Regions from separate parts of the Homo sapiens genome. Here region 2 is linked to region 1. A link is a contact called in ENCODE Hi-C or POLR2A ChIA-PET data. All regions are on one chromosome and are shown on one strand. Each heading gives the region's core, a stretch centred on a gene start or an enhancer-like site at or near the end of the contact. The rest is flanking DNA. Distances are from core to core; before and after follow the strand shown.

Region 1 (2,746 bases), core at 129-2,628:
ATCAGGAGGCTTAGAGCAATATCTGCAAAATGTTGGCGATTGCTGAAACGCAGCGCTACAGCATCCATGGGGTCTTGCCCTTCTTCAACCATTCAGTAAATAGCACTCAGTAGAGATTCTGGCTGAGGATGCTTGTTTTCAAAACAACAGCCCTGAGCCAACCTTTTTAAGTAGTTCCATATGTTTTTATGGAGAGTTTATGGATTGTGGCCTTCGGAATTCTTTTGTTTATCACTGGGAATTCAAGTCCTGAAAGCTGCTAACTAACCATGAGGTCTGCTGGTTATACAAGCTGTTGGACCTCTTAAGGACGTTGACATAAGGACCACTTTCTGTGAAATAAGAATTAGTGGTTTAAAAAGAGTGCACTTAACAGTATCATGTAAGTATCAGTTTCTGTATGTCATTACTAGCCAGGCTTTTTTTAAAAAACTGGACTGTGCTGCCTTGTGTGTACATTTAAATGAGGCCCTTAAAGGGAAATCTGAGCAATGTCTTCAAACAAAGACTTATAATCAGAAGGGTCTTTTTAAAAAAAAAAAAAAAAAAGAATAACTATCTTCAGCAGACCTAAAACCAGGATGGAAAGGTGGATACTTCCCCACCTGGGCCCCAAAGCAGGGCCCTTCAAAATACTGAAGGTCCAGCATTCCCTGGGCAATTCTTCCTCCTTCTCTGTCCTCCCCACCCCCATCAATACCCAGCTTGCAGTGATATTCTTTTACCCTTTACTAATCTAATGCCAAACACATGTAGGTTCTATCCTGTTTCCAGGAAAGAGGTTTCCATGAATTGCCTCATCAGCCTTACTAATAGCTACAATATATGGAGCACTTTGTGCCCAGCACTCGATTCCTTTTATACTTGATCTCTTTTCATCCTTTCTTCACAATAGCCCCATGAGGTGGGTGCTATAATTATTTCTAATTTTACAGATAAGGAAACCAAAGCTCAGAGAGTCTGAGCAATTTGCTTAAAGTTGCTTAACAGCTGTATTAGCCTACTACTTATAATTCGACTACCTGTGTCCAAGGCTACATAAATTCAGGTCGCCTGACTCAAAGCTCTTATTCAACGTGCTAGCCTCCTTCCCACTAGATCTCATAAGATCTAGCTTGATCTCTAAGGCTCCATTCCAGCTTGGAAGAACTATGGTTCTTCTCCAGTGTCAGTTGTGTTGCTGTTCATGTTGTTTTCATGTAAAACAATGTAAGAAAGAGGCTGATAATCTCCCTCCATGAAACAGTTCTTCACACATTTAAAATCATCCATGGCTGATCATAAATGCTTCTCCAGAGAGTGAATGGTCATGGCTGGTGCAGAAGGGTAACACTCTGGAAAGGCGGATGTGAGACCTGGCAGCTCTGCCTGGGTACACATAGCTTAGGGCTGACAAGTGAGTCAGCAGAAGTGAGCAGACAATACTGCATTGGGTTTTAACGTGATGAGTCAGCCTTGCTATCTGGCCAGCTTCAGTGCAGCCCCCTGAAGTTTTAACAGAATATTAATTGCCCTTTCACTTCCCATTCCACACAGCTGGGTGGGATTGCTACCAGCCACACTGTTGAGAAGTTACACATTTTAGCCCAGCCTAGAAAGGTTTCCTGTGGTGGGTGAAATGACAACATGCACAAAGGTCAAACTCCAGATGTGGGAATCTGACCTTTTCTCCTCTTGGGGAAAACATTGCCTCATTATAATCTCAAAAGATTTTTGGTACAGGTTTAAGGCTAGAGTCTACTGAAAGATCCAAACTCCTCTAACATAGAGGATGCCAGCCTGTTTCATGTAAATTTATCCAAGGCTTTGAGACCACCTACAAAATTCCTGAGCCAAGGGACCAGGGAATGTAGGCGAATGTTTAGGCATTTCTGAAGGAGGGAGCTAGACCTAGAAGTTGCTGCTTGCTCCTAGAAGTTGGAAGGCATTTCAAGATGAGGAATGAGTTGTTTCTGGATTGATGCCTTCACTGGCTAGAAATGCCAGCGGGTGGTGGGAAGAGTACATGGCAGGATGATGAGGAGTTTCGCATTCATTCATTCATTTATTCATCTGTGTATTCATTTTACAAAAATTCATATCAGATTTGCAAAATTCACTCACAATACACTCAGAGATAATAAAAAATGTAACAACTTTTTTTATTAACTGGTGGAATATTTCTCTCAAATTTCCACCACTGGACCCCAGAGTGGGAATTCAATTTTAGCCCAATCTTGTAAACTTAGTTCCAATGTAATTATCTAGGTTGAGCTAAAAGTTTCTTTTCATCTTTCAGGTTTCCTCTTCATGCCTCTACTCCTATGCAGTTTGACCTCTCAGTGTGCAGCTGGTGATAGATGGAAACCCTTGTTCATAAGCTTTGTGGCACTGTCGGCAGGATGAGGGGACTTCTGGATCCTCACTGGTCACTGTGGCAGAGTGGTTGGTGTTGTCTGCTCCCTAGACAGGAACCCACTGAAGAATCTGACATTTTTTGATATGCTGGCATTCATTGTTACAGCCCATCATCCCAGCCATCAATCCAGGACATGGGGTCTGTGCCCACGGTGGGAAGGAGGAGGGGGAAGCTGGCTTTGTTCTGACGTTGGGCTTCTTCTGCTCCACCAGTACTTTCTGTGGGGGAAATAGGTAAAGAAATGGCTGTTCAGATGAGAAGATGTGTCAGTAAACTTTTGCTACAGTGATGCTGCAAAACAAATCACTGGTGACTTTCAGTGGCACACAGCAATAAACATTTATTTAG
Region 2 (2,746 bases), core at 103-2,602, 160 kb after region 1:
TTCCGGACACAATACCAGCTACTCAGGAGGCTGAGGCAGGATTATTGCTTGCACCGGGGAGGCAGAGGTTGCAGTGAGCCAAGATCGTGTGGTTGCACTCCAGACTGAGTGACAGAGCGAGACTCCGTCTCAAAAAAAAAAAAAAAAAATATATATATATATATATATATGTGTAGTATGTATATATATATAAAATAAAACTATTCCTTTTTTCTGTTTTCTTTTTTTTTTCGAGACAGAGTCTCGCTCTGTCACCCAGGCTGGAGTGCAGTGGCGCGATCTTGTCTCACTGCAACCTCCGCCTCCTGGGTTCATGCCAGTCTCCTGCCTCAGCCTCCCGAGTAGCTGGGACTACAGGTGCCCGCTATCGTGCCCAGCTAATTTTTTGTTTATTTTTAGTAGAGACGGGGTTTCACCATGTTAGCCAGGATGGTCTCGATCTCCTGACCTTGTGATATGCCTGCCTGGGCCTCCCAAAGTGCTGGGGTTACAGGCGTGAGCCACCGCGCCTGGCCTATCTCTGTTTTATTTTCATATCAATAATGGACATAGAAGTTTCCCAATCCCAAAATGGAACATGGTGTGATAGAATGCAGGCTAGTAAGAATGAATGAAACACCACTCTAAGAAGAAGCAACCTACTACTAGGTTTCCATATGGCTTAAATTATATTAGTTAAACTCTTTTTGTCTTAAATGGGTTGGATAAGAATTTGTGAATGCTCCTGATTCTTTTTTTTTTCCTCCTTTTTGGTTTGTTTGTATTACTATAAATATTTCTTTTCTTTTCTTTTCTTTTTTTTTGAGACGGAGTTTTGCTCTTGTTGCCCACGCTGGAGTGCAGTAGCGCAATCTCGGCTCACTGCAAGCTCCGCCTCCTAGGTTCAAGTGATTCTCCAGCCTCAGCCTCCCGAGTAGCTGGGATTACAGGTGTCTGTCACCACGCCTGGCTAATTTTTTGTATTTTTAGTAGAGACCGGGTTTCACCATGTTGGCGAGGCTGGTCACCAACTCCTGACCTCAGGTGATCCACCCGCCTCAGCCTCCCAAAGTGCTGGGATTACAAGCGTGAGCCACCGTGCCCGGCCACCATAAATATTCTTGTAAAGCAATTGTGACTTTTCTCATTGACCATGTTGTCTGGGGATTCATTCTAGAAAACTGCTGTTTAAATATTGTGTATTGGGTATGAATTATCCTGTATTGTTCATGACTCTGACTACATTGTCTTTCTTATTGGCAATGACTGTAAGCACCATTGTTAGTGAATTTGGCTAACAGCATTTGAAGCAGATGAGATTTTAGCTCACGCCTTGATAGCTGCATTGGCTCAGTCTAAGCTAAAGCCTTATTTTCATTAAAGGGAGCAGACATGCTGAGGAAGAAGGTGCTATTTTTACATAGGGACTTTTTCTACTGAAACCACATGAGAACACTATGCTGTTAAAATGATCTCAAGCATGCTGAGTTAGCTGAAGAAACAATATGCATGTTGCCAAAATCAAAGCAGTACTATTCTGAGCCTCCTCTCTAAGGTCCTCTAGCTCTCCTTGGTGGTCATGATGAAGGGAGTAGGAGAGGAGCTGGTGAGAATGTGTAAATTACAGGTAAGTGAAGGTCACTTCCAGTTACCTAGAAGAGATTATTCAAATTCTTGGTTATTTGGTTATTGACATCAACCACTGAGATATAAGAAGTTTTATTAATTATATATTTGCATGTCACTGACATTTGTTAAGTAATTGCTTTTATTCTATATATATATATTTAAAGTAAAACCAGCATAAAACAGTATTAAGACTAACTTTAAAAATGTCAGAAACAGGCCACGTGCAGTTGCTCACACCTGTAATCCCAGTACTCTGGGAGGCCAAGTTAGGGGGATCACGCCCACCCAGGAATTTCAAGCCAGCATGGGCAACAGAACAAGACTTTGTCTATTTTAAAAATAAAATATATTTTATAAAAACAAACAAAAAACCAAAAAAAGTTAGAAACAGAAAATTTTGGCAGAAGCCCTCCAACTCCAGTTAAAACAAACAAACAAACAAACAAACAAAAACTATTAGTCTTTCTCTTTTTCTTTCTCTTTTAGAGACAGAGTCTCACTCTGTCACCCAGGCTGGAGTACAGTGGTGTGATCGTAGCTCACTGCAGCCTCGAACTCCTGGACTCAAATGATCCTCCTGCCTCAGCCTAGGACTACAGGCACACGCCAGCACATCCGGCTACGTTTTTTGATTATTCGTTTGTTTGTTTGTTTGTAGGAACAGGGCCCTGCTATGTTGCCCAGGCTGGTCTTGAACTCCTAGCCTCAAGCAGTCCTCCCTCCTTGGCCTCCCAAGGTGTTGGGATTACAGGCATAAACCACCATGCCCATCCTAAATGCTATTATTATCAGAATTTGTCATGATTGCAGACTGCCATGATTAAATATTATTATTATTTAATAATAAATTTAATATAATAAATAAATATTAAATATATGACAGGTACTATCTTAAGCATTTTACAAAATTATTTCATTAGTTCTCACAATAATATTGCAAAACAGTTCTTATCTTCATTTACAGAAAACAGTGCTTCCTTTGTGCTCCTGATAATAACTGTCATGCTATAAATTATACTCAGGTAGAAAGTAACCGAGATGGGATTCAAGCATAAGTACAAATATATGAGTATCTATCTCCAAAGCCCGTGTTCTTTCACCAGGTCATGCAGCATCTCTGAGGATGACACATACAGTT

What was found. A loop is a pair of places that touch in the nucleus more often than their neighbours do. ChIA-PET counts read pairs that join two places held with the same protein, here RNA polymerase II (POLR2A). Pooled maps may share reads with other maps.
Region 2: a loop to region 1 is called in a pooled map, with 5 times the contacts of the local background. The contact joins two enhancer-like sites. A Hi-C loop is called at or near these places in 3 of 37 single-sample maps with no recorded cell type and 5 of 50 pooled maps. POLR2A ChIA-PET finds 5 or more read pairs at or near these places in 1 of 52 experiments (HCT116).

Annotation. Positions count from the first base shown.
Region 1 is chr4:128,516,478-128,519,223 of GRCh38, forward strand. LINC02615 (long intergenic non-protein coding RNA 2615) reads left to right here. Exons shown (of 9, transcript NR_125882.1): 9 at 2,279-2,746. Among named protein-coding and RNA genes, the nearest start is that of LINC03140, 53 kb to the right of the region's middle. RefSeq lists a silencer at 341-420, enhancers at 1,330-1,474, 1,389-2,150, 1,693-1,742 and a cis regulatory region at 1,397-1,407. Within about 2 kb of position 1,379, at least 22 of the 41 ENCODE cell types and tissues checked have a DNase peak (open chromatin) inside an H3K27ac peak, as active enhancers do.
Region 2 is chr4:128,673,844-128,676,589 of GRCh38, forward strand. No RefSeq gene overlaps it. Among named protein-coding and RNA genes, the nearest start is that of LINC03140, 100 kb to the left of the region's middle. RefSeq lists enhancers at 1,199-1,458, 1,549-1,638. Within about 2 kb of position 1,353, at least 3 of the 41 ENCODE cell types and tissues checked have a DNase peak (open chromatin) inside an H3K27ac peak, as active enhancers do.